Linked DNA regions of Homo sapiens: region 2 is linked to region 1. Evidence: chromatin loops called from intact Hi-C (ENCODE). Cell type or tissue: GM12878. All regions are shown on one strand. Each heading gives the region's core, and the rest is flanking DNA. Links, peaks and the distances in the headings are about the cores only.

What was found. A loop is a pair of places that touch in the nucleus more often than their neighbours do. Peaks named below come from ENCODE experiments on the same cell type or tissue, not always from the same donor. Only the 100,000 strongest peaks of a DNase experiment are listed, where the experiment ranks them.
Region 2: a loop joins it to region 1, with 4 times the contacts of the local background. A loop is called at or near these places in 2 of 110 quality-filtered maps.

Annotation. Positions count from the first base shown.
Region 1 is chr6:79,326,178-79,342,584 of GRCh38, forward strand. It overlaps the pseudogene LOC112267976. Among named protein-coding and RNA genes, the nearest start is that of LCAL1, 21 kb to the left of the region's middle. RefSeq lists an enhancer at 9,124-9,173. In GM12878, for the core only: no CTCF peak of the experiment used is centred there; a DNase peak (open chromatin) is centred at 9,254; H3K4me3 peaks cover 354 bases; H3K27ac peaks cover 1,625 bases.
Region 2 is chr6:79,240,376-79,256,782 of GRCh38, forward strand. No RefSeq gene overlaps it. Among named protein-coding and RNA genes, the nearest start is that of HMGN3, 14 kb to the left of the region's middle. In GM12878, for the core only: a CTCF peak has its summit at 10,044; DNase peaks (open chromatin) are centred at 6,756 and 9,916; H3K27ac peaks cover 232 bases.

The DNA of each region.
Region 1 (16,407 bases), core at 4,319-12,318:
CTTCATAGCAGGCTGAAACTACTTGGTTTACATTTCAGACACAATGGACAAACAGATCCATGCTGGTGTTAGTGTACAATCTTGTTCAGCAATTTCTAGAGAGTCACTGTTCACCTTGGAGTAGGTTTAATATTAAAGCAAAGTGCATACAGAGATTTACAACACTTTTAAAGATAAAAGCAAATTGGTCCTATTATGTGGTCCCAACAATAAACTCAAAAGTCTATGACAAATAGTAGTTCTGATGAGTTATTTATAAATGCTTCAGATTAGGTACAATATACTGAAAATCAACTTCATTCAACATCTTCAAAATATGTTACTGCTAATCCTCAAATGGTGCTTATTAGAGTTTAACATTTCCATTCTATAGATGCATTGAAGTACGTGTTATCCAAGTGTGGATGATGCTCTTTACCATTTATTGTTAAGGACTTTAACTGGCCATCTTCTTCAACTTCTACTGTCTCTTAACCTCTTCCTAGTAATTTTTCTGCCATTAGCTATTTTAATAGGAGTTGATATAGATTTGAAGTTGCCCATCTCATTACTATCAAATGACTTGGAAATAATGCCTCCATGACCTAGTGACCCAAATGAAATAAACCCTGTTCCAAAAGAACAAAGCCCAATTCCAAAAGATGGGAGTACACTGAAGGCAGAGAAAAATGGCCCCATCCCTCGGCTTCTGTTTCTTTAGGAATCTCTTCAATTCCTCCCCATTCCCTGCAAAAATGCCCCCAAATGGGCCTTCAAAGAAGTCAGATGGAAATGGGTCCCTTCCACCAAAAACTTCCCTGAAGACGGAATGTTAAGCCAAACTCAGACTGTCAAAATGACTTCCATCTTCTCCACTACCATTTAATCCTTCTTTGCCATATTTGTCATAGATGTGTCTTTTTTTCTAGCATCTGGTAACACCTCACACACCTCACTACTCCGTGCTACTTCCTTATTTTCAGGATTATCTGGGTGGCAATTCAGTGCCAGTTTCCTGATATGCCTTTTTAATATGCTGGGGTAGGCAGGTCTGCACGCCTAGAACCTCACAGTAACCCCCATGCTTTAACACATGGTGAGAACAGGTCCGAGGATGTGTGGTGGTGGTGAGTAGCAGGACAGGTGGGTGGTGTGGTCTCCAGGTTCCTCTGGGCTCTGCAGCACTCTGTAGGGCTCCACAGAGCTGCGCTGGTGGCCACAGTGGCTCCTCATGCTTTCCTTCCTCTCCTTTCTCCAACAAACAGGAAGTATGACCTCCTATCTCTTGAGTTTTAATCTTTTTTTTTTAAACCACTTTGTTCTAAGTTGTTTGCAGTTAGGTTTTATATTTTAACAAATTTGACAATCTCTGACATTTAATGGAAGAAACTAGCCCATTTTTCTTTAATGTTATGATTGATATACTTACTTTTATGTTTTCTATTTTACTTTATGTCTTTTTTTTTAAATGTTTCTTCTGTTTCATTTTTCTCATTTCTGCTGATTCGATCAACTTACAATTTGTGCTATGTCTTCCCTTCTTTTTTTTTTTTTTTTTTTTGAGACAGAGTTTTGCTCTTGTTGCCCAGGCTAGAGTGCAATGGAGCTATCTCGGCTCACTGCAATCTCCACCTTCCCAGGTTCAAGTGATTCTCTTGCCTCAGCCTCCCAAGTAGCTGGGATTACAGGCATGCACCCCCACACCCAGCTAATTTTGTATTTTTAGTAGAGACAGGGTTTCACCATGTTGGCCAGGCTGGTCTCGAACGCCTGACCTCAGGTGACCCACCTTCCTTGGCCTCCCAAAGTGTTAGGATTACAGGCGTTAGCCACCGCACTCGGCCATGTCTTCCCTTCTTAATGTAAATATTCAACTCTACTTTTCCATTATATTTGTTTAATTAATTCCATGAATTATTATTTTCTTTTCCTGTACTGTCATTTTTCATGTAGATAATTTGCTTTTACTGGCTGGAAATTTGTACAACTTTATTTTATTCCAGGGCTTCACAAATTTCCCTGGATATGCCTAAGTGTGTGTTCTTTCCTCATTAACCCTGCCTATTTCTCTGCAATTTCTTTTAGTCTGTAGACTTGGGTCTTTAGCTCCCAGAAATTTTCTTATATTATCAGTTTTATAATTTATTTCTTTCTATTTCTATTACATGTTATGTCTACTAAATCTGTCCCCAAGTCTTCTTCTCTGTCCTCTCATGATTTCTATCCTGATTTCACATGAGTGTCCTTTGAGCTATTTCTTCCATAGTCTTTCAGGCCATTTTTTTTTTAACCTCTGGGATGACAATCCTCACCTTCAATTCATGTGCTAAGTTGTTTCATAGGGAAACTATGGCTTGTTTTAGCACCAGAAAATATGTGTGTGTGTGCATGTGTATATCACCTGCATCTTCTTGAACACTTTTCCCTTATGTTTCTCTTACAGCAGTTCTCTTTCACCAGGAATGTTGTATTTGTCCAGAGTGATCTTTGTCTCTCTGGGCTGTGGGCCCTTAGCAGGGTTTTTGTAGGTGTTGTTGTCTCAGACAGAGTCTTGCTCTGTCACCCAGGCTGGAGTGCAGTGGCACAATCTCAGCTCACTGCAACCTCCGCCTCCCAGGTCCAAGTGATTCTCCTGCCTCAGCCTCCCAAGTAGCTGGGATTACAGGTGTGCACTAACATGCCTGGCTAATTTTTGTATTTTTAGTACAGACAGGATTTCACTGTGTCTAGACTGGTCTCGAACTCCTGGCCTCAAGCAATCCACCCACCTCGACCTCCCAGAGTGCTGGGATTACAGGTGTGAGCCACTGTGCCCAGCCCTTAGCAGGGTTTTTACAGCATTAACATGTTCTGGGGTAGCTAATGAAGCACCTAAGCTCCTGGCAGTGTGGTGAGTGATGGATGGTGGCACTCCACCACACAGGCTGGCAATGCAATGGCAGGCAAGTTGCTAGTCTCTAGCTACCAGAAGAAGCCTCCAGGTTCCCAAACTTTTCCTCTAGCCTCAGGAATCACAGGACTTAGCATAACTACTCAGCAAATTTCTTGGCTTTTTTAGGGGTAGGGAGCCAGTGACTTTAATATGTGTCTTACACTACCTTCTTTCCATGGTAAGTGGATCCCTGAGGGGCAAGCTTTTTCCAAATCTTGTTTTCTGATCCTCTTCCTGGGTAATCTGATGTGGGTCTCAGGCTCTTGCCCAGACCCAGGGGAAGCCCTCACCTCAGTTTCTCCCCTGGGTACCCCCAGAACCCAAGGCCATGTTAACACCTAGCCCTGCATTGGTTTAAACTGCTGTTTGGCTCAAAATAGACATGTATCCTGGAGTTGTTAGTAGAAAGGTGGGTAGCAGCAATCATTTCCTAGAATCTTATCTTAGTTTACAAGACATTAATTTTAGCAGAGTAAAACAGGGAAATGTTTTTGTTCAAATGTCTTCCTTTTTTACCCTGTGGCTTAGTGATTTTATCCCACTTTTGTATAAACTGCTTTGCAATATATGCTAATGATGTTTTATTTTCTTGAACTATCAGTGGCCTCAGAGAAAACTGGTCTGACAGCCTATTATTGCCAATGGTAATGCTTTAATTACTTTAAACAAAAATAATCATTTTTGGTAGTTGGCCTCCAGCACTTGATTGATTTATATCAGATAACTTTAAATCACTGATCATTGTGTTTTATTACCTGGGAAAACAGTTTGCACACAGTTTATCTTGGAAGATTCTTCACAAAGTTAAATTGCTTAAAAATAGACATGGCACTTATACCAGACAGTCAGAATGACAGATAGATAGGATATAGATATAGATATAGATATAGATATAGATATAGATATATTGGGGTTGCCAGATTTAGCAAAAACAATAACTAGGGCATTCAGTTACATTTGAATTTTAAATAAACAATGAATAATTTTTTTAACTACAGTTACACTTTGTGTTATCTTATAGCCCAGCATGGAGGAAAACAATGAGGAAAATTAATGGATATTTTAGATTCCATTTTCTTTATTAAAAATCAATTTTATTTCTGGTATATACCAAGAGCCTATCAATTCATTTATTGAAAGGTAATTTTAAGCTATACTATCCTAGAGGCAATATAGTTTTGTGAGCTTTGACAAGCAGAATATGTAACCACCCCCACAGCAATCAAGATACAGAAGAGTTCTACCACTCCAAAATATTTCTTCCTGCAGCCCCTTTGTGATGAGCCCCTCTCTTTAATTCCACCCCAGGCAAGAACTGACCTAATTTTTGTCACTCTGCATTAGTTTGCATTTTCTAGAGTTTTATATAAATAGACTTATATAGTATGTACTCTTTGTCTGACTTCTTTCACTCAGCATAATTACTTTGAAATTCATCAGTTGTTGCATATATCAATAAATAGCTCATCTCATTTTGTTGCAGATAGTTTTCCATTGTATGGATATGCACAATTTGTTTATTCACTCATCTCTTGATGGACATTTGAGTTGTTTGCAGTTTGGGGCTCTTACAAATAAAGCTGCTATGAACCTTAATGTACAAGTGATATATGATTTCATTTCTTTTGGAAAAGATACCCAGGTATAGAATGACTGGATCATATGGCAATCGTATGCTTAACTTTAAATGAAACTACACAACAATTTCCAAAGTATGCTATTTTATATTCCTACCAGCAGTTGTTCCACATCCTCACTAATATCTGGTATTGTCAGACTTTTAAATACTAACCATTCTGATAGGTTCATAATGATGTCATATTGTGGTTTTAATTTGCATTTCCCTAATGACTAATGGTGTTGGGCATTTTTTCATGAGCCTATTTACCACCTTCTTTGGTGAAGAATATGTTCAAATCTTTTGCTTGCCTTTCTCCCGGCATCCCCCCAACCCTCAACACACCAGCCTTTTGACTTACCCATTTTCTCATTATTGGGTTTCAAGATTTCTTTATACTTTCTGGATATAAGTGCTTTAACTAGATATATCATTTGCAAATATTTTTCTCTCAGTCTGTGCCTTGTTTCTTTATTCTCTTAACAGTGTTTTTTGAAGAGCAGAAGTTTTAAATTTTCATGAAGTCCGGTTTATCAATTTGTGGCTTCATGGATCATGCTTTTGATCATTTAAGTCTATATTTCAAGTCAATTTTTGTATATGATGTGAGATGTAGATCAGTGTTCATTTTTTGCATATGTATTTCAATTCTTTCATTACATTTACTGAAAAGACTATCCTTTCTCCACTCAATTCCTTTACACCTTTGTTGAAAAACAGTTGTCTATAAATGTATGAGTCTATTTCTGGATTCCCTGTTATGTTTCAGTCATCTATTTAATGCTAATACTATATTGTCTGAGTCACTGTATCTTAATAAGACTTGAAATTAGGTATTAGTTGTTCTCCAATATTTTTTAGTTTGTCTTGGCTTTTACGTGTCCTTGGCATTTTCATTTGAATTTTATAATCAGCTTGTCAACGTCAATAAAAAGCTTGATAAGGTGTTAATTAGGATTGCATTAAATCTATAGATCAATTTATGGATTATTAATTGTTGATGATGACTATTGCAGTTGTTTCTGTCTAATAGATACTCAATGGCTCTACAAAACATGAGAATCACGACTATAGCTGATTGCTACTTGTTAAGTGCATATCTATATACCTGATACTACCAAAGAAATGTAATCATATACTGTTTTGCCCTTTCCAGTCAAAATAGTACGCTATTGAATATGAAAAGAAATCCCCACCTAAGAAAATCATCCTACCTCCACAAAGATGTATTACAAATTTGTATTTTAAAGTTAACCTGGAGGAAGATTGACACTTGTTGACATATAGAGGGCTAGTAATTTCCAAATGAGAACACCACCACAAAATATACAGAGTTGGGAGAGGGAAACACTGACAAATGGAACAGGAAGAAATCTGATGTGATCAAGTGTGGACATAAGACCTAACCTAGGGAGGTATTAGGTAGCTGTGAAATGATTCATAGTTTGCAACTTGGGTGACATATATTTTTCTATGACAAGAACTTGGAGTGAATTCTCCCTCTCCTCAAGACTGAGATGTCACACCTTATGAGACCCCATATACGAGCTATTGACCTCAACGATTGGACTTCAAAATACATATAAGCCCAAGAGTTTGACAGACACTTGAAGAGTTCAGTCTACTACAGGGCTATACTCTTGTTAGCCACTTGTCTGAAGACTGAGAGCTCAGTCTATGACAGGGCCACACCTGTTAGCCTTTGAGCTAATCTCTGAAACCTCACCATCCAACACCAGCACTGTCCTCTAGCATGGAGGGAACTTATGTGTCTTCACCAACCTTGGTGGTCTTCCTCCATCTAGTTGGTGAAGCCAGCCTCTCTCAAGAACCACTTGCATAAAGGTACACCTCAAACTTCCATTAGACTTTACTTTCCACAGAGGTCTGCCTCCATCATAATCGATCAACTAAACTTTAACAATTTTGGAACTCACTCACTATGTGGTTAATGTACCACGTTTATCAAGCATATTTCCTCGACATTTGTTCTTGCTATTCTCTCCCTCTTTAAGCATTGCCAACCTAAGAAAAAAATTATCTTGGTGTGGCAATAAATCATGTGATTCATGAAATCATACTTTCATCATCTCCTAATTTTACTCACAGAAAATAGGAGGACTTTTTAAAGGCTCAGGACTTTGACAGTGACACAAAAATAGAAAGAAGAAAAAGTCAAGTGGTTACTAGTACAGACAGGCATCTACATCAGAAGGGAGAAGTATGGTATGGTTGTACTTTATGTGTAAGTTTTAAAGGATCTGCCTGAGATGGATCACTGTCTCACAGTACTGGTTTCCTCCTCCTTCCATGATAATAAAATTTTAGCGAGGCACAGGGTGCCTTAGACAATAACTACATTCCCCAGACTCTTTCATATGTAGGTGTGGTTATTTCATTACATTATTGTTAATGAGATATGAGTGAAAATAATGTGTGCAATGTGGTAGCAAGCCATCTTGTACATGGGATGAGAACATCACTCTAGGGCAGTGGAAGAAGATTAAAAAGAACTTGAGTCCTAACCACTTGGAACTCATAATACTGGCTGTGAAATGCTTAATCTCAGACTATTATGTGAGGAGAAATACATTTTTTAATAGGACAAAGGCATGCAAATTTATTAATGTGCAAGCACGTGGGAGTCACAGAAAGTATGAAACTCCAAGAAATACATTTCTAATGTGTTTGAGCCACTGCTAATTTGACTCTCTATTATAGCTGCTGCCAAACTCATATAAGGGAGGATAACTGCTCACTGGGAGGTTGTATAAAAGGGTTCTGTTTAAAGTTTTCTATATTTTAAAGCTGAAATATTGGTAATATGAGCTAATATCCCCCCATAGAATCACAAACATAAAAATTAATATAGTGCATACCTCTGAGAGTCAAAGGATTAACATTCTCATTTTATTGAGAGGGGATATGTCTCCAAAGAGATGTTATAAAATTGATAAAATGTAGATTTTATTTTTTTTAGTCACACAGAGTTGGCTTTGAATAGCTGCCCTACCACTTAGTAATTGTTTAACATCAAGTCATCTTATTTTCCTTAACTTTGCTTTTCTATCTATAAAACACCATCCTCATGACCTTATTGTGAAGTTTAAATTAGATAATATCTAAAGTTCCAGGTTCTAGATACGACTTTAATTATAACCCTCTCCCCTCCCATCCTAGTCAAGATACAGAGACCATCCACTTTGTTGTAATTAATTGAGCAAGTTTGCTGTGCATTGGACATAGCTGTGGTAAAGCTGCCTCTTAATGATGATACACAGCCCATCATCAGTATATTTGGATAAGATCTAGCTGTCTAGATGCTAGCTACATCCAAATGAGCATTGCCTTGGTGCTAACAGTGGAATGAGTATAGAGGTCTTTTAATTCTAAGTTTTATGCTTTACTGTCTTTATCAGTGGTCCCAAACCTGTGTTACAGATCAGGCAGGAAATACAAATGAGGCCAGCTTGGTGAAGTGCATGTGCGCACACTGCAAGCAATGGAGGAATCTACTGCTACTTAGCACCTGAGGATTGGAAATGAGCTTTCCTGTTGCTAATTCCTGTAAATTTGCAAGGGAACCGCATGTCTGAATTTTTATGTGGAGTCTCCTGATTTTCAAATGTTTATGCATTTTTTTTAAAAACAGTGCTCAGGTTGAATAAATATGTCTGACCACCAGCTTATTGCTTCAGCTCTACCTACTGCTCACTTTGACCAGGACTGATTCTTCTCCGCTGCAGCAGGTGCATCTTGAGAAATAACATTCATAATAAATGTGCTTAACATCAGCGTTATTCATTTATCAACGTAGACCTATGTGCTTTGAACTGGTGCTTCTTCCAAATAAGACAGTAAGATTTTAAGTTAAAAATTCAATTATAATAAACTAAACACAGCAAACATACTTCAGTGCTACACTAGTTTAAAGGCTACCTGGAGCTAATTCTGTGTGTGTGCTTTTTTTCCCATTCACTCTGGGGAAGATGATGTAATAAATATTTCTATGTTTATTTGGAGTGTGAAGCCAAATACTCAAATGCTGAGTGCATTTTGAAAAATCAAAATCAGCAATTCAATTATTTTTCTTTATTAGAACAGCCAGGAGTGAGCTTGTTAAGATGGATCTGCTTTGTCGTAGCTTGCTCTGCTGGCAATGTCTAAACGAATTAAATGAATCACGAGTCAAAGAAATCTCACAGGCGGCTTTAATCTCCTGTCAGAAAGAATAGCTAACTGAGTCAAACATCAGTAATTTTTTTTTCTTGGCTCATCTTAGAGGGCTTGTGTTCTTAGCTACATATGTGTGGACTTGCATTTTAATCTTAAAATTACACTTCTACTATATTCTTAAGATGGGGAATTTGGGTATCTTCCATGTTAGTGATTTGCTGGTTCTCAAAGGTTACCCACATAAAAATACCATCTCTTTTCTGAAACTTATAAAAGACAATTTCTTTATCACTCAGTTCTACAAGAACCCAGCCACAGTTATATTTTCAGTTTTGGTAAGCCCAGCAAGTTCCCAAATTTCCATTCTGAGATTTTTCTTTTCTAGTATACATAATAGAAAAGTATATATGTCACAACATGAGTCTCTGTCAAGACCAAATGTGGGTGGAATGTGGTTTTCCTGAGTTTCATGTAAAATTCTCTGAAATATCCTGTGACTGAGAAATTTATGTCAGAGAGTAATCCAGAAATGAGGTCAGCCTTTTCTCTGCTGGGGAGGGCCATTGAGCTATTGAGAATCTGTGTTATTACCATTCCATTCAGTTCCTCTTTTAAGAACTAACTTAATAAGCTCCACTGGGCAAGTCTATTAACATCCCCTTCTACCACGACGGGTCTTTCCAAAGTGGAAAAATAAATGTAGTCAGTAGGTGTCACATGTTTATTTGGTTGAAGGCTATCATGTTGAAGAAACAATTCAGGAGTCTATGATGATACAAAGTGCTACAAAGGAAAGCTAAAGCATTCAGTTTCATTTTAAAGACATCTTTGCTCTTAGAATTTAGCATCATGGGCTGGTGGCTTATTAATTACACACAAAAAATACAACTATACATAGAGCAATAGCCATGTGCAAATATAAGGGTTCAGACACTTAAAATTTCTGGAAAGTATGATTGCCCAGTAAGTACGAACCACTTGCTCACATAAAACTATTGCAGGGCAATAACACTGTGGCTTGAAGCAAGAAATTAAAACTATCCCACCAAATGACTAGCTTAAACGACCTCTATAAGAATAAATAAACCAGGGTAATGAATGTGATGTCTATGTAAATACCGACCCAAATCCCTTACATTTACAGACTGTTTGTCATGTATAGCCATATCGGCACTAGCAAGCAGGAAAAGTCACTATCGGCAAACCAGAAATTGTGAGGTGCACCCAAAGAAAGAAAAAATCAATGGGCTTGGATTGACAAGAGTTGAGGAAACCCAAAATACATTATGTACATGAGGAAACCACTGAGACAATAAGACAAAATCCACTGAAATTCTAAAAATAAAGTGAAGAAATACCAGGAACTGAGCAGAGCACTGGGCAATAAAAATATAATTAATAATTTAATTAGGATAGGAGCCCCAGCAACTGAATTGCAAAAGCATCACTAACCTAAAGCTAAAATCCTCAAGATACAGGCCAAAGAAAACTTATACACCAGCTAGGATAGAATTCTAAGGAGGGTACAGCTGTCTGAGAGAGAAATGCAGTCAAACTAAAGGAATAAAAAAGCCCTGTCCAGGAGGGAGGATAGCCACCGTCGCAGAAAATTCCTTCTTTTTTTTTTTTTTTTTTTTTGAGATGGAGTCTCGCTCTATCTCCCAGGCTTGAGTGTAGTGGTGCGAACTTGGCTTACTGCAACTTCCGCCCCCCAGGTTCAAGCAATTCTCCTACCTCAGCCTCCTGAGTAGGTGGGATTACAGGTGCACGCCACCACACCCAGCTAATTTTTGAATTTCTAGTAGAGACAGGGTTTTGCCATGTTGGCCAGGCTGGTCTTGAACTCCTGACCTCAGTGATCCTCCCACCTTCATCTCCCAAAGTGCTGGGATTACAGGCGTGAGCCACTGTGCCAGGCCAGAAAATCCCTTCTTATTTTAGCAACTGGGAACTCCAGCTAGCCTGCCTGCTCCATGCCCAGGTGCCCTGAAGTGAAGCCTTCTAATAAATAGGTTGCACCCAGTTACATAAGCCCTGCAGTCTACTCTGCCATTCATGGGAGAGAAAACCCATACCAATTGATTACTAGGTAACCAATTAAGCTTCTCACTCATAGATAAGAATGAACAACAAAAGATCATCAAATATTTGAAGAAAAGCAACTAAATGAAAGGAGGACCAATAGGAACAAGTACACAAACTACAGAAGCAGTAGAGAAAATGGAAGGACTGAGAACTTAAAAAATATTCTCATGGGGATATTGTAAAGAAAAGTCAATAAAAGGTTGTTAGGAAAAAGAACAATTAGAGAGCATAAAAGACTTTTAGAAGTTAAAAATGTAATTGCCCTTGAGGATGTAACCAATAAAATTAGGGGCAAACTGACCAAGAAGAAGACAGCATGCAATTCAGCAAACAGAAGCCTCGGCCCAGGAGGGCAGTGAAGAGAGATATTTGGAAAACAACTGCAGAACAGGCCTGAAGAGCAACCAATGCAGAGAGGAACAGAGGATGGATAGATAGATTTCCAGGAGAGACATCTTCAGGAAAATGACAGGGAACTCGAGAATAGGTGGTATGATGAAAAAAGTATATAAAAAAGAGCATCATGTAATAAGGAGATAAGATGTGTTTTAGACTGAATGTTTGCTAAATTCTAACTCCCAGTGTAAGGTATTCGTGGGAGGGGCTAGCTCATGAGAGCAGAGCCCTCAAGATTGGGATTAGTGCCCTTATAAAAGAGGCTCAGAGAGCAACCTTTTCCTTCTGCTGTGGACACAGCAAGACTATAGCTGTCTGTGAACCAAGAGGCCTTGCCAGATACTGAATTTGCTGATAACTTGATCTTGGACTTCCTAGCCTCCAGAACTGTGAGAAATCATTTTCTGTTGTTTATAAGCCACCCACTTCATATTTTATTATAGTAGTTGAAACAGACTAAAACAGAAGCAAAAAGAGAGAAGAAAGAAAGGTGAATAAGAAAGCCATGATCTGAATATTAAAAAGAAAATAAGGCACAATTTTAAACAATTAGTGTAGTATAAGACAATAATCCCTTTGTCTTTGGTTTTAGGATCACTATTATAATTGATTATTAATATTCCTTCTTACAAACTGTGGAATTAAAAAAATACTCTATTGAAGTGGCGATATAAGAAATCTCTGTACCTTATGCTCAGTTTTGCTTTTGCTGAGAACCTAAAACAGCTCCAAAAAGTAAAATCTATTTTTAAAAATCCTGCCAAAGTTGATTGGATTAAGATAACTATTAGTAGAGCTAAAGCTATGTTACAGATATCAAATTTGGGGAAGAGAGGCAAGAACATAGTAACATAGAGGAAGGTAACATAATTCAACTAAATCACTATCTTTCATATCAGGGAGATAAGGAATAGAGGTATAAACATATTACTTGGCATTATGACCAGAAAAAAATTTTTTAAAAAGGCACAAAGAGCAGTTAGGGCCTGTAGGTAGGAACTGAGTGATAAGATGGGAGGGTGTCGCTTTTCCTTTACTATTTGATTTGTTATTGTGTCCATGTACTACTGCCATTAACAAAAAGAAAAAGCTTCAGGAGTAAGTGTAATAAGGAGATGTAAATGTGAGAAATGGATTAAGAGATATGACCTAATAGAATTTCCAGAAAGATGCAATAAGGAAAATTGAAGGGAGGCCCTCCACTAGACGGCTTTAAAATAGTTCTTACAACACAAAACACTAGAGCAGGGGCAGGAAACAATAGTCGTGTTATGGGTTGAATGTTTGTGTCCCCTCCAAATTCATATGTTGAAACCCTAATCCCCATTGTGATGGTATTTGGAGGTACTTTTGAGAGGTGATTAGGGTTAGATGAGATCATGAGGGTGGAGCATCATGATGGCGTTAATGCCCCTGTAAAAAGAGGAGGAGACACAAGATCTCTCTCTGTGCATGCACCAAGAAAATGACTCTAGTTAACTTTATCGATAACCCCCGCCCCCCCCCACCCCCACAAACTAGTGTTTTGAAAAGATCGTGAAAAAAAACTACAAAAGTAAGCAAGGCTGTAAAATTTAAAGAGAGAGGAGACAAATCAACCACATTAGGAATGAGAAAAAACCAAAGTTATACAGCTAAAGGAACTGTTAAAAATGTGATACTGCTCTGCATATTATTGTGCTAATTATGCTGTGCAAGAGCGTAACCAAGAAGAGGACCTTCACCAAGAACTTGACTGTGCTGGCACCCTGATTTCGGACTTCCAGCCTCCAGAACTGTGAGAGAGAGAGACATGTTTGTTGTTTAAGCCACCTAGTCTATGGTACTGTTATGGTAGCCAGGACCCACTGAAACAAGCCCTTAGGCCAAATGCCTAATTTTTTTTTTTATTGAAGTTTTACTGGAGCACAGCCATGTTCATTCATTTGTGTATTGTCTATGGCTGCTTTCGTGTTCTAACCAAGTTGAGTAGTTGTGACAGAGACTGTATGATCCACAAAAGTATTTACTATCAGGCCCTTTACAGAAAATGTTTACCAATGATACTTGCACCAGAGAAATGTAAATGAAGTGAAAAAATGCTATCTGCATGACAAAAGAGAAGAAAACAAATTAGAACAATAAAAAGAATACTATGTAGAAAATATAAAATAGATGGTACAAATAAGCCCAAACATATTAATAATAATATGTATGAGTTAAATTCTTTCAGGCTTAATTTAGAAAAAAAAATCCTGTGATATTGTTTATAAGAAGTTTATCCAGAACAATGTGCCAAAGATACTTGCAAAATAGTGAAAACTGTACCAGTGAAATGTGATCTCTAAAAACGATGCAGTAAAATTCAACTTAATAATGAAAGAATATATTTTTAAAAATTTCTTGGACATTTAAAAATCTCTCTCTAAAAAGCTGTTGAGATTAAGAGGAAATAAAATGCCAACTATTGGAAAATAAAGAAGGATGATAGTAGCAGGTATCACTGCTAATAGGGTGAATTTGAAATAGTTCCCAAAGGAAAAGGTGTACTCCTAGATATTTATCAGGCATCTATGAATTTTTAAACAATAATTAAGCCCCCAATTAGAAAAGAACAGAAAACCAAAAAAAAAATTAAACAAACAGGACCGAAGGAATTAATAAAAAATATAAATCGTGATTATAAATTGTGTATAAAAACTTACTCTAGTTAATTTCATCAATAAAACCCAAACTAGTGTTTTGAAAAGATATTGAAAAAAAACTATAAAAGTAGGCAAGGCTGAAAAATTTAAAAAAGAGAAGATATCAACCACATTAAGACTTAAAAATGACCAAAATTATACAGCAAAAGGAACTGTTAAAAATGATACTGCTCTGTTTGTCATTGTGCCAATAACTTAATAAAATAGATAAAATTGATGATTTTTAAAAATCAGTCAATAAATTTTACATGTCTAATTTTTAGAAAAATACATATTGCCAAAGTTGAATAGAGAAGAGTTAAATAAATCAACTCTGAGAAATGAAAAAGAAAACACAAGTATAAACAGATAACTTTAAGGTAGAAAAAAAAGAATGCAAGAAACAAAATAGCAAAAGCTTATGTATTGATATGGGTAAAAGACAAGAAATAAGCTCTCAGCATGAAACAGAGGAAATGAAAATAAAAAGAAATAAAAACTACTTAGAAATAAAGGATGCAGTAAGAATAGAAACACTACAGAAAGAAATAACCATTTAAAAGATTAAAATGGAAGTGAACAATTTTTTTTTTTAATTGACAAAAATGTTTTCCTGTCTCAACACAAGCCAGATTTTCGTTAATATCTGTGACAAGCTAGAAGAATAGCAGATTCCATATGTTTTTATTATATTTTGGTGTCAAAATTAATTGTTAAATAAGAGCTTCATTAAAGCTGTAACCATCTGAATGTGTAAATGAGCTTGATTACTTTGTATCTTACCCTAGAGTTAACAGAATTTCAGATATATTTGTAAAACATAAATTTACTCTCATACACAAGCAAAACAAAACAGAAGCCTAAATAAATAGGCCATAATAGAATAAATTAAATAGGCAGTCAAAGATCTAGTTTTAAAAGTCTCATGTCCAATGTGAAGAATTCTAGGAAACCTGTAAGGTTCAGACAATCCCTATGATTATGAATTGCTTCAGATCATAGAAAAAGACAATTAAAATAATAAATAAATTTTTAAAAAGATATTTGCTAATGAAGTTAAGCAGACCAAAGTGTAGTAGCTAGAGAGTTTAATACAATGAGGAAATGTTATTTAAAATAAGGGCAGCCTAGAATAAGTTTACCTGGAGGGAGAGATGAGTGAGAATGAAGTGATTCATAACACAACAGAAAAAAATAAATCATTGTGAAAAATTTTTGGAAGAGACAGAAGCAGGGGAGATCAAGAGCTCGTGTGGATGGGTTAGCATTAACAAGGGAGCGGAATATCTTTTGAGAGATTACAATGAGGTAAGAAAGAATTATGAAGATAGGGATTGTGACGGTTAATTTTATGTGCTAATTTGGACAGAATATGGTGTCCAGTTGTTTAGTGGAACACCAGTCTAGATTTTACTGTGGATGCCTTTTTAAAGATGTGATTAACATTTAAATCAGTAGACACTGAGTAAAGCAGATTACTCTCCATAAAGTAGGTAGGCCTCATCCAGTTGGTTGAAGGCCTTAAGAGCAACACTGAGGTCCCCTGAGAAAAAATGAATTCTGCCTCCAGACTGACTTTGGACTTGACGCTGCAATGTCAACTCTTCCCCTGGGTCTCTGGCCTGCTGGCCTGCCTTGCAAAATTTGGACTTTCCAGCCCTACAATTGTGTTAGCCAATTTAAAAAAATAAATTTCTCTCTCTCTCTCTCTCTCTCTCTCTCTCTCTCTCTCTCTCTCTCTCTATATATATATATATATATATATATATATATATATATATATAATATATATAAAATAAAATGATGACAAGTTTCTCACCTTATTCTGTAAGGCTAGCATGATCTTCATACCTTAATTGGACAAGGGTAGTAGAAAAAAGGAAAACCACAAGCCAAACTCAGTTATGAACATAGATACAAAAAACCTAAATAACAAAATTCTGACACATGTTAAAATGAGGGATATATCATGGCTAAGTAAGACCTAGCTCAGTAATTGAAGGATGGCTTGCAATAAAAAAATCTCTTAATGCATTTTGGAAGAAAAATCCCTATTACATCCATTCCTTATCTGAAACAACAGCAGTGGCAACAAAACTAAAACATTATTACTAAGCTATGGCTAGAAAGACCATTCTTCAACTTAAGTATATGCATCAGAGACTACATATATATACACACCATTTTAATATGAAACACTATGATCATTCTTGCTTAAATAAGAAACAAGACTTGGATGCTCTCTCTATATAAACACAGACACAGACACACACACATTGCTATTCGTTCTGTTCCTTTGTAGAACCTTGATAAATACTGTATTAGTCCATTTTCATACTGCTGTAAAGAACTGCCCAAGACTGGATAATTTACAAAGGAAACAAGCTTAATTGACTCACAGTTCAGCATGGCTGGGGAGGCTTCAGGAAACTTAATATCATGGCGGAAGGTGAAGGAGAAAGCAAGGCACCTTTTTCACAAGGCAGCTGGAAGGAGAAGTGTCGAGTGAAGTAGGAAGACTCCCTTATAAAACCACCAGATCTTGTGAGAACTCACTC
Region 2 (16,407 bases), core at 3,640-11,639, 86 kb before region 1:
TAACCATTTTAAAAATAAATGTTTATCAAAAAGTTTGGAATTTGCAGTCATAGGCATGAATTCAAATCTCAAGCTATTGAGCTACCATCACATTACTTAACCTCTTTGAACCCTGGTTTCCTTATTATAAAATGAGAAAAAGAATGTCTATTCAAGGCAGATACCACTAGTTACCTGCCCAATATTCACACTAGCTTTCTTCCTACTAACAGAATTCTGATTTTGGCAATAGGCCTGGTCAAAACAAAACAAAACATAACAAAGCAATCTTTAGTTCCTCCAGCTCCCTGGCAGATAGAGGTTGCTATGTGACACCTCTGGGGCTAATGAAATACATGAACACACAGTCATAAGGTGATTGTGTAAGCAACACCAAATAACAGGACAAACCTAGCCGGGTAGCTAGCTGCCTTGTGCCTTTGTTCTTCCTCTCCTTCCATCCTGGAAGTTGCTAACAATGTCTGGAAGTAGAACAGCCATCTATGTCCAAAGAGAGAAGGGCCACAGTTCATGATGAAAGAGCAGAAAGGCAGGACTTGAGGTCTCTGCAGTGGCCCCAGATTGTCCAGCTGTAGTCTACTGTTAATGTTTGGAAAATAAACACCATGTTTGATCAAGGCACTTTAGGTGGATGTCTGTGATGTGCAGCTGAATACTATCCCTAACTGATACACTGTTTCATGGAACTGGTGTGAAAATTGAAGATGTTAAACCACCAAACTATGGGAATGTGCATATCCCTGAAGGATGATGCTTAACATATTTCATTTGAAGCATGTATATTATACTCCCCCTAAAATGATAAAAGAGAACACAGAAAATTTTTAACTTTTCCTGAATCCCTAAGGGCCTGATTATGAACACTTAGCATAAACCTCTTAAAATTACTTTAAAGTAGGCAGGGATAAACATGATTAAAAGAAGTATTTTATTGTTGCTATAGAACGGGGTGCTCCATAATATGGCCTATTGCTGTGTTTTACCGATGCAAATGCTGGATTGTTGCTCAACTCCATCTCAGTTTTAGTGTGACTCCCTACACTCTAGATGCTGGAGTCCACACTACAGCTGGGGTTCTGATGTAATTTGCATTTGCCTAATTAGAAGCATGAGGTATAGACAGTGGAGGTTAGGAAGAGGCCACACTTTTGCTACATCTGCTGTGTCTGCTGCTTTTTTTCCTAAAACAACATCAGCAAAGATCCCAGGCACCAGCATTGTGGATTCAGAGAGGCATGTCTCCCTGCATTCACTCTGTAGGCATAGACTGTAGCGGTGAGGTGTGGTCTGAAACTGGCAGAGACAGGGGCTTTATGATTGAGAAAGTGTTTTTATTCTTATAGAGTCCCGATACTAGTGGATTCCTGCTTGCAAAAGAGACACAGCTCCTTTGACGACCTTGTTCTGAGTGTGACTTTGGGAGACTTTTCTGAGAGTTCAACCTGCAGTCTATCTCTTTAGTCTTCTGAGCTATCCCATAGTCTATTGAATCTTTGAAACCTTTTCTCCTTAAATTAGGTAGAGTGGGTTCTGTTCTCTACAACTGAATCCAGAACTATGGAGCTTCCTTTAGTGTTGCTTACCAAATATTTCCAGCTTTCAGAGACATACTTGGCTGGGCTCAATGGCTCATGCTTGTAATCCCAGCACTTTGGGAGGCCAAGGCAGGTGGATTGCTTGATCCCAGGAATTCGAGACCAACCTGGGCAACATGGTGAAACCCTATCTCTACCAAAAATAAAAAACGCACAAATATTAACCTGGCATGGTGGCATGTGCCTATAGTCCCAGCTACTCAGGAGGCTGAGGTGGGAGAATTGCTTGAGCCAGAGAGGTTGTGGAGGTTGCAGTGAGATGAGATTGTGCCATTGCACTCCAACTTGGGTGACAGAGCCTGACCCTGTCTCAAAAAACGAAACAAAACGAAACAAAACAAAGCAAAACAAAAAACAAAGAACAACAACAACAAAAACAAAAAAGAGACACACTCTCACTGGAGCTGATTATGGAAACAGATATTGATATGGAGATTGCCCATGTGTTTCTTTCAGTGATCACAGTGAACAGAACAGAACCCTTTGAAGATCCCCCCCTCCAATGGACATAGAGCTGTCAAAGCTAAAAATGAACCTTTTATTTAAGCTGCTGAGATTTGAGGGAAATTTGTTTCCACAGGATTATCTATCTTATCCTGAAATGATATAGAACTTAGATCCTAAGAGAAAGGTGCTGCTTTAATAATAAAACAAACCCTAAAATAAGTGGCATTGGCTTAAGAGCTGGTCAGAAGGAATCAAGCAAACTATTACTGAAGCCTGGAAGAATGGAAATTATTTTTCTAGTGGGGAAAAGTTTGGTAAGACTATTCCCTACAGTAATTTGGAGGCAAAAGGCATATCTAACTTTGGGGAAGAGGTTGAAAACAGATTATCATTACTGTTTATTGCCTATTATTAATTGTATTTAATAAGACATTGTAAGAAAAAGATATATTCAGAGAAGACTTGGTCAGTTTGTAAGGGTAGATGAAAGAGATTTAGAGAGTCTACAAAGTCAAGAACTTATAAGGTTGGAAAAGGCAACTGCTTCTCAGTCTAAAAAATGAAAGGTAAAATCGATCCTTTGAGCAACAAAAGCACATTAAAACTCAGCTTTGTGGCAAGGATCAGATCACTGGTCATGAATTAGGGTATGGTGCCCAGTAATTCCTTCAGTTAGACCAAATGGCCCAGAATGACTTAAATTGGCTCATGGGAAAAGGCGTAGCTGTCACTGCTAGGCTCAAGGAACCTATAATTAGGGGAGAGGGGACAGAGGGAGAAAAGGGAGAGGCAGGGAAAACAGAACTGCTGGGGCAAGAAAACACAGAAATATGGCAAAGAAGTAAATCTAGAAAGAAACATGGGAGTAAGTCAGAAGACAACCAAGGTTAATTTTGTAAGAGTTTTACTGCTAAACAAAGGCTCTAACCTGGATTAAATGTGATTGTTGCAATTTGAGACTTAACATGGCTCTTGGACTCTGCACCATTTATAGGCAGGAAGCAGGGTGCCTATTCAGAGAAGGCTGAAAGAGGACTTTCCCAAAGGGAGAATCCGAGAATCACGGAGATCAGTGGACAGGGGAGCTCCTTTCAGGAAATCCAGCCTATTCAAGGAACATTTCCAATCCTCTGGGTAGGAGGTTTAAAACATCTGCCTAGTCTAATATTGAAAGGCCAATGACTGCTAATGACAGGCCAATGACTGCCATATGTTTCCCATTCTTCTGCTTTTTAATGTGAGTATTTGTTGAAGGTATCTTGACTCTGTTCTACTACTGGATAATGTGTGAGTGGGAGGTGGGAGGGCCAGGTCTCTGGATCAAAAGGAGATATACACAGACCTATTTTACAGGCTCCTTCACATTATCCCCTGACATAAAGACTACCATGCGTCATCCAGGGATCCTGGGTTTTGAAATTGATGCCATCACTGAGACTTTTGAGTTTTCTTCCCTCAGAGGAAAGTGAATGAATGCATTTTGTACATGGGAAGAAAGATGAAGGAAATACTTCATGCCCTGAAGTGAAGACTGCAATTATCATTAGTACTATTCACCAAATATTTCTGCTTTACTGCCTCATGACAGGATTGCACTTCCCCTCCCCATCTTTTAAAGGTAGGCATAACTATGTAACTTGCTTTGGCTAATTAAATGTGAACAGAAGTGATGTGTGTCTTTTCTGAGTATCATTTTTTTTTATTGCAGCAAAAAAACACATAACATAAAATTGACCATCTTAGCCATTTTTAGTATATAGTTCAGTAGTGTTAAGTAAATTCCCATTGTTGTGAAGCCAATCTCCAAAACCTTTTCATCTTGCAAAACTTAAAACTCTATACCCATCAAACAACTTCCCTTTTCCACCTCCTCCAGCCGTTGGTAACCACCATTCTACTTTCTGTGTCTATGCATTTTACTACTCTATGTCTCTCACATAAGTTAAATCATACAGTATTTGTCTTTTTATTGACTCGCTTCTTTCACTTAGCATAATGTCCTTAAAGTCCATTCATGTGGTAGTATGTGACAGAATTTCCTCTGTTTTTTGAGGCTGGGTAATATTCCATTGTATGAATATACCATATTTTATTTATCTGTTCATCCATCAGTGGACATTTGGATTGCTTCTACCTCTTGGCCATTGTGAATAGTGTTGCTATGGTGAGCACCATCATTGAGAACCAGTGCATGATTCACCATACTGCCCCCTTTTTTTGCTGCCATGAGCAAGGAAGCACATGCAAAGATGTGCTTCTCTCCACCTGGGCGTTTGAATTATTAAAATGAGCAGAGCTCCCAACTGACCCAAGATGGACATGTAGAGTGAACGAGAAATAAGCCTTCGCTGTTTTGAAGCCACAGAGATTTGGGGATCCTTTTTCTTTTCCTAGTGAAAACTGATAAGGTTTAAAATTAAAACTTGACTCTTCCAAAGTTTGCAGAGAACTTTGATGAGAGACTCCCATAATGGAGAAGGCTGATGTATTTGAGCCCTATAGTTCTCTTGTGTCCTGCAGTTACACCTTCTTCTTGAATCTGTGGGGGTGGGAGGGTAGGGAGGATGGCCATACCCATAGCTTCTCCTTCTTTAACTGGCCAAAGTCTGGAGAAATCTCAAATCCTGTTTTCTCATTCCTCATCCATTTATCTCATTTTCTGTACACTGGATTGGCAACTTTATTACACGCTGTATTTGATAGGATTAGCTTTGGCTGTAAGTATGAAAACTCCCAAGTAACAGTGGGTAGGAAAATAGAGTTAATATTTTCCCTCACATTAAAAACACAGGGTTGATACAGTGGTTCCACAACTAACTGAGACACACTTTTCTGTCTCATTACTCTTTCACCTTCATTACGCACCTTCTGTATCTTGGCTGAAGATGTCTTATCCACCTTCATTCCTCATATGTTCATTTTGGCCAGCAGGAAGGATAAATGATAAATGCCCTCCCTCTTTAAGGCAACTTCCGGAAGCTGCACATATCACTTCCATTTACATCCCATCATAGAATTTAGTCACATCAAAGGAAGTGGAGAAACATGGTCTTTATTCTGGGCAATGATATTCCCAGTTTTTAGTAAATGACATGGATATTTATAGTGATATTCCCAGTTTTTAGTAATACTTGTGACGAAGAAGAACATTAGTATTGAAGTGTAATTAGCTGTGGTAGGTAGAATAATTTTCCCCCAAAACATCCTAATACTAGAATGTTTCTGTAAATATATTACCTTTCATAGGAAAAAGGATTTTGCATATGTGATTAAGGCAAGGACCTTTAGACAGGCAGATTATCCAGGATTATCCCTGTAGGCCCAATCTAATCACATACATTCTTAAAAGCAGATAATTTTTTCCAAGCTATGGTAAGAAGGGAGCTAAGATGAGGGTCAGAGATTCCATGTGAAAAGGACTCAACTCACCACTGCTGGCTTTGAGGAGGAAGAAAGGGAACCATTAGCCAAGGAATGTAGTTGCCCTTTAGAAACTGGAAAATGCAAGGATATAGATTTTCTCCTAGGATCTCCAGAAAGTAACTCAGCCCAGCTAACACCTAATCTTAGCCCAGTGAGGTCCATGTCAAACTTCTAGTCTATAAAACTGAAAGATAATAAATTTTTGTTGTTTAAGCCAGGAGTCCCCAATCCTCGGGCCATGGGTCCATGGCCTGTTATCTGTTCATTCATCTGTTATCTGTTAGGAACTGGGCTGCACAGCAGGAGCTGAGTGGCAGGTGGGCATTACTGCCTGAGCTCCACCTCCTGTCAGATGAGTGATGACATTAGATTCTCATAGGAGCATAAGCCCTATTGTGAACTGCATATGTGAGGGATCTAGGTTGCATGCTCCTTATGAGAATCTAATGCCTGATGATCTGAGGTGGAACAGTTTCATCTTGAAACCATCTCCCATCCCACCCTTGAGTCCGTGAAAAGATTGTCTTCCACAAAACCAATCCCTGATGCCTAAACAGTTGGGGACCACTGGTTTAAGTCACTAAGTTTATGGCAATTTGTTATGACAGCATTCGAAAAATAATACATTAGCAGCTTCAGCCACAATGCCCTCCACTTTGGCCACCCAAATATTCATACTGTTTTTTTGACACATAGAACATACTCACCTTCTGTCCAAAGCAGAAACCCATCCACATCTTCCAGTTACAGTGTTCAGCTCAAAGTCTAACACACCTCCAGGAAATAGTTAGTCCTTTCCATCAGGTCTGGATGTAGCTAAGTTATGTGCTAACCAAATACCTAATATACTGCAATGAAGTAGAAAGATTCATTCTCTTTTCAGTAACTTTTTTTTAAGATAGAGACAGGGTCTTGCTATGTTGCCCAGGCTGTTCTTGAACTTCCAGGCTCAAGTGATCCTTCTGCTTGGGTCTCCCAAAATGTTGGAATTAGAGGCATGAGCCACTGTGCCCAGCCAAAAACTCATTCTCTAGCACAAAGTTCCTTAATTTGCTCATTTAGCAGCCTTGATGACAGGGTTTCCTCTTTGGGATGATTAGCTATGGAAAACCATTACTTATCAGAATATGCAACTTCAGAAAGATACATACTCTGCCTAGCTTCAGGCCTCTACAAACTGTGACCCACAAAGGGTGGCTATACATGGACATTAGAAACTAGAGCTTCTCCCTAGATCTTTGATCTCATCTAGCATTCTGGCTAACATCTCTTTCTGGACCAAAGAGAAAAGTATTGAATGAGGTTTCACATCTGCTTTTGACCCTAAAAGGAAACTAAAAGAAATTTTAGTTCAAAGGCATGGATCAACTGACTTTACATAAGAAGAGTTTAAAGAGCTTAAGCCCCACAATTTGAGAATCAGCATCATCCCTAGTGTTTGGGCCCATTTGTAAGAAATCAATTTGCTGCTTTTCCCTATATAGAGACCCCCTTCAGAATAAAGTGCCTAGTGTGTCAGTGTCTTTAGCCTGGAGAATTAATCTTCACCTTGGATACTGATCTACCCCTTCTTCTTTCTCAAATGTATAGAATCCCTGTATCCTGTTAATTTTTCTCCTCTATCAATATGGCAAAATTAAAATAAGTAGCATTCTGCTCCAGTTAGAATGTAGAAAGTTATGACAGTCACTCTCACTTTTAACTGGAAAAAAATTGGACAAACTAAGAAAATAATTTTTAAAATGACAGCTGTTAAATACAAAAAATTCTAAAGGAACTAAATTCAAAAGAGGGGTCAAATCCTAGAAATTTATATAAATACATAAGAATGATAGAAATGTAATCAAAGTTTTGAAAAATCACTCCAAAGTATTATTTTTCCAGCTGAAATAAAAATATTAAATTGATTTCTTAAAAACTATTCTTATTCAGTTAACTTTAGGCTTATGCTTGATATGAGAATATAATTTAATGTAATTGCTAGTTTTTATTCAGTTTTTTTAGCACTTGACATAATTAATAATGGATCACATGATTTTTTTCAGCATAAATAATAAAATGTAAACTATTCTTGTTTAATTCTCAAAGCCCAACTCACAAAAGCATGAGGAACAAATATAAACAACATCCACAGGCCAACAGCAACCCATAGCCATGAGCAGGCCACTTCTTGAAATAGGAGTCTGAGATTCAGCCATCAAACAAGAGAAAGTCCTTGATTCACAGCTATCTATGTGCATAGTTTTGTAGCATTGATCTGGCATGTATCTTGTGTACCTTTGGTGAATTCAGTGTCCATGCTGCTCATGGGATACCTCTCTCAAATCCAAAACCCAAAGAGAGGAATTAACTAGAATTAAGAAATGAGATTTTACCAGGTAGGGTTGAGCTTTGGCGGCCCATATACCATTGCAATATTAAGATTTTTTTGAGCATCCCCCAAGAAATAATTTTTGCCCAATTGAGTGTAATAGTGTACTCACTGGGAATGCATAATGTAAATGAATTTAAATCAATGATAGGACATATTTATACAATTAATATTTTGAATGTGTATTTGCAGGACAGAAATATTTTCCTTTGAATTGTATGACTTTTTTTTTTAACATGTAACTTATATTTACAAGAGATAACTCCCCTTTGCCTGCCCCCCCCCCAAATTTCCCTAAGTTGATTACAGAAGTCGGTGACTCAAAACTCTTTTAATAGAAATTCACTTTGAAGCACACTTTTCCTAGGCACTTCAGGGATCATCTTGTGCTATAGTGTCCAGCCCCAGATCTTTGGGTAATTACAAAGGTAGTAATGGGTGTTGTAAACTATTTTTAATATTTCAAAATACCTAGAGAAAGTCCTACTCTTGCTGGAGTTTGTTTCCCTAACGTGCTCAGTCTTTGTTCTATAAAAACAGGACACTAATTCCCTGACATCTCCTTCCCGCCCATTCATGTACCCTGCCTTCTGCCTCCCACAGCTCCCCTTTTTTGTTTGCCACCATTCCTAACCCCCTTAGATATTCGTCAGAATTTTTAACAAAACAAAATTTACTGCTCAGTAAGTGAATTTTTCTAAATATAATATTTTGAAGTACAAGATTTATGGTTAAAAGTTATTAACAGGAGAGCTTAGTAGTGAAAATGTTTCAACTACTGATTTATTCTAACTTTCTACTGAGGTATAAAGAGGTCAAATGCATTTTCCAAGATCATCCAACTGGTTAATAATGGAGGCAGGATTAAGTCCCAAATTTCTGACTAAACCCTGTTATATGTTTCACTACATTATTGCTGTCCTCAGCAGGAACAACGCTAAACACTTGTACCATAAATGGCATGAAGGCCATTTTCTGTGGATGGAGGTTAGTGGTTGCCTTACCCATTTCCCATGGATAAGGCTTGTGAGAGCTAATTTTGCCTACTTGGTGTATGCCAGGGTACTGTCTTCAGCCCAGAGCACAGCAGAAGGCTGAAGTGCAAAATGCTGGTGCAGCATTTTTGACAGATCCTGAAAGCAAGCCTTTGTTGTCTGTGACTGCTGAGTTGTGCTATGATAATTGTGGTTCACAATGATGTCCCTAAGGCACTACAAGTTTTTAGGATGTGATCTGAAGTATCGAAAAGTAGTTATATTTAGAACAGTCTTAGTATTCACTACATATGATGGCATTCTAAGGTGACAATATGGCAACCCACACAATTTATTTAATTGGACTTTAAAATAAGATTCGTGGAATATAATTTAGTAGAAGAATCAAGGTATACAGTCATATTACTTGTTATTATAGTTTATACTTGTAATAGTTTTACTTTTGCCTCATCAAGGCTTTGCTGACTATTATGGTATGGATGTCATTCACTCTTTACCTCTTTGAATTACTCAAGTTCATTAAAACACAATTAATTCATCAATTATGCATTCATTTAATAAATTCATTGTGCATCTACCATGTATCAGACTTGTGCTAGATACAGGGGAGATACTGATGGGAAAAAAAAACTATAAAGTATAGCAACTATAACACTTATAGCACAATAAATATGAAATTACAACTGTGATGAGTGTTATTGAAGGGAAGGTATTCCTGTATCACAGTTTATTAAAGGCAGATTTGATGAAATTGAAGATAATAGTAGAGGATTCCTTGAGGAAGGAATGATTAAGCAACAGTCTGAAGAAGTAGCCTTTAACTAAACAAAAAAGGCAGAGAAGGGGCTTCCAGGCAGAAGAGCAGCATGTATGAAGTCCCTGTGGCATGAATTGGTTCAATGAAATGTAGCCTAGTGCTGGTGAAGTGCAGAGAAGGTTGGAGAATGTTGTATGAGGTGAAACCAGAGTTAGGACCAAGTTATGCATGATTTGTAGGTAGCGTTGGGCATTGTGGCTTCATTCTGAAAGCACTGAAATCATTGAAGGAGGTGGGGTGATCAGATTTATGTTTTGAGAAATCATGTGATAGCATTGTGCAGAACAGAGCAGAGGGGAAGAAAGGAGGTATTGAGGCCTACCAGGAGGTTATTTTAGAAACAGGAGTGACAAATGATACTTTATTTAGACCATGACCTCTCAACAGGGGTGATACTGCCCCCAACAGGGCTAAAATTGGTTCATGGACGGCAAAAAAAAAAAAAAAAAAAAAAAAAACTTAGCTATTACAATGATTTGTAGCCCTATAACTCAACCCTAAATAATGAAACCTTATTCCTTAGTATTTAATTTCTATTACTGGGTTTTGCTGTTGTTTTGGGGCATCACATTAGCAGTATAGAAATTGAATAATTGGAAAATATGCAAAATGTATGGAAGATCAGTGTTACAAAACTATGTGGAATAGATGGCTGTGATTAAAGAACTTTCTAATGCATGATTATTCCATCTTAAAGTCATATTGCAAGAGATGGCCCAAGCATCGCTATGGGCTGCTATTGGCCACCTTGTGGATGTTGTTTATATTTGATCCTCATGCTTTTGTGTGCGCACTGGGCTTTCAGAATTAAACTAAAATATTTTATATTGCATTATTTAATTTGACAAAATTAATCAATTCATCATTCATTTTGTCAAATGTTAAAAAGGAAAAAATGCCAACAATATCTGAAAGGATATCTAGCAGCTAAATAAGTTAAAAGATGTTCTCATACTGAGTAAAGGTCAAAAGTTTGCTAAAAATAATTTTTAAGAAATTAATGTTATTAATAGTTTTACTTTTGCTGAAAAATATGATTTGAATGTTTTTTAAAATTGATCCTATTGTTATCATTATTGTGTAATTCTATATATTAACCATTTGCATCTGTAATTTGATATATTATAATTTATTTAAGCATGTAAATTATATTTGAAGCTACTCTGCACATTGTTTTAAAGTTGAGTTAAATATTGATACCTTTTTAATTTTTAATTTACTTTAACTTGAAAACTTTACTTATTCTTCATTCTGCATTATATATAAAAAGCTTACTTTTTTTTTATTATACTTTAAGTTCTGGGATACATGTGCAGAACATACAGGTTTGTTATGTAGGTATACACGTGCCATGGTGGTTTGCTGGACCCATCAACCCATCATCTACATTAGGAATTTCTCCTATTGCTATCCCTCCCCTATCCCCCGACCCCCCAACAGACCCCGGTGTGTGATGTTCCCCTCCCTGTGTCCATGTGTTCTCATTGTTCAACTCCCACTTATGAGTGAGAACATGTGGTGTTTGGTTTTCTGTTCCTGTGTTAGTTTGCTGAGAATGATGGTTTCCAGCTTCATCTATGTCCCTGCAAAGGACGTGACCTCATCCTTTTTTATGGCTGCACAGTATCCCATGGTGTATATGTACCACATTTTCTTTATCCAGTCTATAATTGATGGGCATTTGAGTTGGTTCCAAGTCTTTGCTATTGTGAATAGTGCCACAATAAGCATACGTGTGCATGTGTCTTTATAGTAGGATGATTTATAATCCTTTGGTTACATACCCAGTAATGGGATTGCTCTGTCAAATGCTATTTCTAGTTCTAGATCATTGAGGAATTGTCACACTGTCTTTCTTCCACAGTGGTTGAACTAATTTACACTCCCACCAACAGTGTAAAAGCATTCCTATTTCTCCACAGCCTTGCCAGTATCTGTTGTTTCTTGACTTTTTCATGATTGCCATTCTAACTGGTGTGAGATGGTATCTCATTGTGGTTTTGATTTGCATTTCTCTAATGACCAGTGATGATGAGCTTTTTTTCATATGTTTGTTGGCCACACAAATGTCTTCTTTTGAGAAGTGTCTGTTCATATCCTTCACCCACTTTTTGATGCGGTTGTTTTTTTTCTTGTAAATTTGTTTAAATTCCTTGTAGATTCTGGATATTAGCCCTTTGTCAGATGAGTAGATTGCAAAAATTTTCTCCCATTCTGTAGGTTGCCTGTTCACTCTGCTGATAGTTTCTTTTGGTATGCAGAAGGTCTTTAGTTTAATTAGATCCCATTTGTCAATTTTGGCTTTTGTTGCCACTGCTTTTTGTGTTTTAGTCATGAAGTCTTTGCCCATGCCTATGTCCTGAATGGTATTGCCTAGGTTTTCTTCTAGGGTTTTTTATAGTTTTAGGTCTTACATTTAAGTCTTTAATCCATCTTGAGTTAATTATTTAATAAGGTGTAAGGAAGGCGTCCAGTTTCAGTTTTCTGCATATGGCTAGCCAGTTTTCCCACCACCATTTATTAAATAGGGAATCCTTTCCCTATTGCTTATTTTTGTCTGGTTTGTCAAAGATCAGATGGTTGTAGATGTGTGGTGTTGTTTCTGAGGCCTCTATTCTGTTCCATTGGTCTATATATCTGTTTTGGTACCGGTACCATGCTGTTTTGGTTACTGTGGCCTTGTAGCATAGTTTGAAGTCTAGTAGCGTGATGCCTCCAGCTTTGTTCTTTTTGCTTAGGATTTTTTTGGCTATTCGGGCTCTTTTTTGGTTCCATATGAAATTTAAAGTAGTTTTTTCTAATTCTGCAAAGAAAGTCAATGGTAGCTTGATGGGGATGGCATTGAATCTATAAATTACCTTGGGCAGTATGGCCATTTTCACGATATTGATTCTTCCTACCCATGATCATGGAATGTTCATCCATTTGTTTGTATCTTCTTTTATTTCATTGAGTAGTGGTTTGTAGTTCTCCTTGAAGAGGTCCTTCATGTCCCTTGTAAGTTGGATTCCTAGGTATTTTATTCTCTTTGAAGCAATTGTGAATGGGAGTTCACTAATGATTTGGCTCTATGTTTGTCTGTTATTGGTGTATAAGAATGCTTGTGATTTTTGCACATTGATTTTGTATCTTGAGACTTTGCTGAAGTTGCTTATCAGCTTGAGGAGATTTTGGGCTGAGATGATGGGGTTTTCTAGATATACAATCATGTCATCTGCAAACAGGGACAATTTGACTTCCTCTTTTCTTAATTGAATGCCCTTTATTTCCTTCTCCTGCCTGATTGCCCTGGCCAGAACTTCCAACACCATGTTGAATAGGAGTGGTGAGAGAGGGCATCCCTGTCTTGTGCCAGTTCTCAAAGGGAATGCTTCCAATTTTTGTCCATTCAGTATGATATTGGCTGTGGATTTGTCATAGATAGCTCTTATTATTTTGAGATATGTCCCATCAATACCTAATTTATTGAGAGTTTTTAGCATGAAGGGTTGTTGAATTTTGTCAAAGGCCTTTTCTGCATCTATTGAGATAATCATGTGGTTTTTGTCTTTGGTTCTGTTTATATGCTGGATTACGTTTACTGATTTGCGTATGTTGAACCAGCTTTGCATCCCAGGGATGAAGCCCATTTGATCATGGTGGATAAACTTTTTGATGTGCTGCTGGATTCGGTTTGCCAGTATTTTATTGACGATTTTTGCATCAACGTTCATCAAGGATATTTGTCTAAAATTCTCTTTTTTTGTTGTGTCTCTGCCAGGCTTTGGTATCAGGATGATGCTCGCCTCATAAAATGAGTTAGGGAGGATTCCCTCTTTTTCTATTGATTGGAATAGTTTCAGAAGGAATGGTACCAGCTTCTCCTTGTACCTCTGGTAGAATTCGGCAGTGGATCCATCTGGTTCTGGACTTTTATTGGTTTCTAAGCTATTAATTATTGCTTCAATTTCAGAGCCTGTTATTGGTCTATTCAGAGATTCAACTTCTTCCTGGTTTAGTCTTGGGAGGGTGTAAGTGTCGAGGAATTTATCCATTTCTTCTAGATTTTCTAGTTTATTTGTGTAGAGGTGTTTATAGTATTCTCTGATGGTAGTTTGTATTTCTGTGGGATCGTTGGTGATATCCCTTTTGTCATTTTTTATTGCATCTATTTGATTCTTCTCTCTTTTCTTCTTTATTAGTCTTGCTAGCGGTCTATCAATTTTGTTGATCTTTTCAAAAAACCAGCTCCTGGATTCATTGATTTTTTGAAGGGTTTTTTGTGTCTCTATTTCCTTCAGTTCTGCTCTGATCTTAGTTATTTCTTGCCTTGTGCTAGCTTTTGAATGTGTTTGCTCTTGCTTCTCTAGTTCTTTTAATTGTGATGTTAAGGTGTCAATTTTAGATCTTTCCTGCTTTCTCTTGTGGGTATTTAGTGCTATAAATTTCCCTCTACACACTGCTTTGAATGTGTCCCAGAGATTCTGGTATGTTGTGTCTTTGTTCTCATTGGTTTCAAAGAACATCTTTATTTCTGCCTTCATTTCATTATGTACCCAGTAGTCATTCAGGAGCAGGTTGTTCAGTTTCCATGTAGTTGAGCGGTTTTGAGTGAGTTTCTTAATGCTGAGTTCTAGTTTGATTGCACTGTGGTCTGAGAGATAGTTTGTTATAATTTCTGTTCTTTTACATTTGCTGAGGAGTGCTTTACTTCCAACTATGTGGTCAATTTTGGAATAGGTGTGGTGTGGTGCTGAGAAGAATGTATATTCTGTTGATTTGGCGTGGAGAGTTCTGTAGATCTCTATTAGGTCCACTTGGTGCAGAGCTGAGTTCAATTCCTGGATATCCTTGTTAACTTTCTGTCTCACTGATGTGTCTAATGTTGACAGTGGGATGTTAAAGTCTCCCATTATTATTGTGTGGGAGTCTAAGTCTCTTTGTAGGTCACTAAGGACTTGATTTATGAATCTGGGTGGTCCTGTATTGGGTGAACATATATTTAGGATAGTTAGCTCTTCTTGTTGAATTGATCCCTTTACCATTATGTAATGGCCTTCTTTGTCTCTTTTGATCTTTGTTGGTTTAAAGGCTGTTTTATCAGAGACTAGGATTGCAACCCCTGCCTTTTTTTGTTTTCCATTTGCTTGGTAGATCTTCCTCCATCCCTATATTTTGAGCCTATGTGTGTCTCCGCACGTGAGATGGGTTTCCTGAATACAACACACTGATGGGTCTTGACTCTATCCAATTTGCCAGTCTGTGTCTTTTAATTGGAGAATTTAGCCCATTTACATTTAAGGTTAATATTGTTATGTGTGAATTGATCCTGCCATTATGATTTTAGCTGGTTATTTTGCTTGTTGGTTGATGCAGTTTCTTCCTAGCCTCGATGGTCTTTACAATTTGGCATGGTTTTGCAGTGGCTGGTACCAGTTGTTCCTTTCCATGTTTAGTGCTTCCTTCAGGAGCTCTTTTAGGGCAGGCCTCGTGGTGACCAAATCTCTCAGCATTTGCTTGTTTGTAAAGGATTTTATTTCTCCTTCACTTATGAAGCTTAGTTTGGCTGGATATGAAATTCTGGGTTGAAAATTCTTTTCTTGAAGAATGTTGAATATTGGCCCCCACTCTCTTCTGGCTTGTAGAGTTTCTGCCGAGAGATCTGCTGTTAGTCTGATGGGCTTCCCTTTGTGGGTAACCCGACCTTTCTCTCTGGCTGCCCTTAACATTTTTTCCTTCATTTCAACTTTGGTGAATCTGACTATTATGTGTCTTGGAGTTGCTCTTCTTGAGGAGTATCTTTGTGGCATTCTCTGTATTTCCTGAATTTGAATGTTGGCTTGCCTTGCTAGATTGGGGAAGTTCTCCTGGATAATATCCTGCAGAGTGTTTTCCAACTTGGTTCCATTCTCCCCATCACTTTCAGGTACACCAGTCAGATGTAGATTTGGTCTTTTCACATAGTCCCATATTTCTTGGAGGCTTTGTTTGTTTCTTTTTATTCTTTTTTCTCTAAACTTCTCTGCTCACTTCATTTCATTCATTTTGTCTTCTATCACTGATACCCTTTCTGGAAGAAAGTAACTGATGTAAATCGCATCAGTTACTGAGGCTTGTGCATTCATTACGTAGTTCTCGTCCCATGGTTTTCAGCTCCATCCGGTCCTTTAAGGACTTCTCTGCATTAGTTATTCTAGTTATCCATTCATCTAATTTTTTTTCAAGGTTTTTAACTTCTTTGCCATTGGTTCAAACTTTCTCCTTTAGCTCGGAGTATTTTGATCTTCTGAAGCCTTCTCCTCTCAAGTCGTCAAAGTCATTCTCTGTCCAGCTTTGTTCCATTGCTGGTGAGGAGCTGCGTTCCTTTGGAGGAGGAGAGGCACTCTGATTTTTAGAGTTTCCAGTTTTTCTGCTCTGTTTTTTCCCCATCTTTGTGGTTTTATCTACCTTTGGTCTTTGATGATGGCGATGTACAGATGTTTTTTGGTGTGGATGTCCTTTCTGTTTGTTAGTTTTCCTTCTACCAGTCAGGCCCCTCAGCAGCAGGTCTGTTGGAGTTTGCTGGATGTCCATTCCAGACCCTGTTTGCCTGGGTATCAGCAGTAGTGGCTGCAGAAGAGCAGATATTGGTGAACTGCAAATGCTGCTGCCTGATCTTTCCTCTGGAACTTTTGTCTCAGAGGAGTACCTGGCTGTGTGAAATGTCAGTCCGCCTCTACTGGGGGATGCCTCCCAGTTAGGCTACTCGGGGGTCAGGGACCCAGTTGAGGAGGCAGTCTG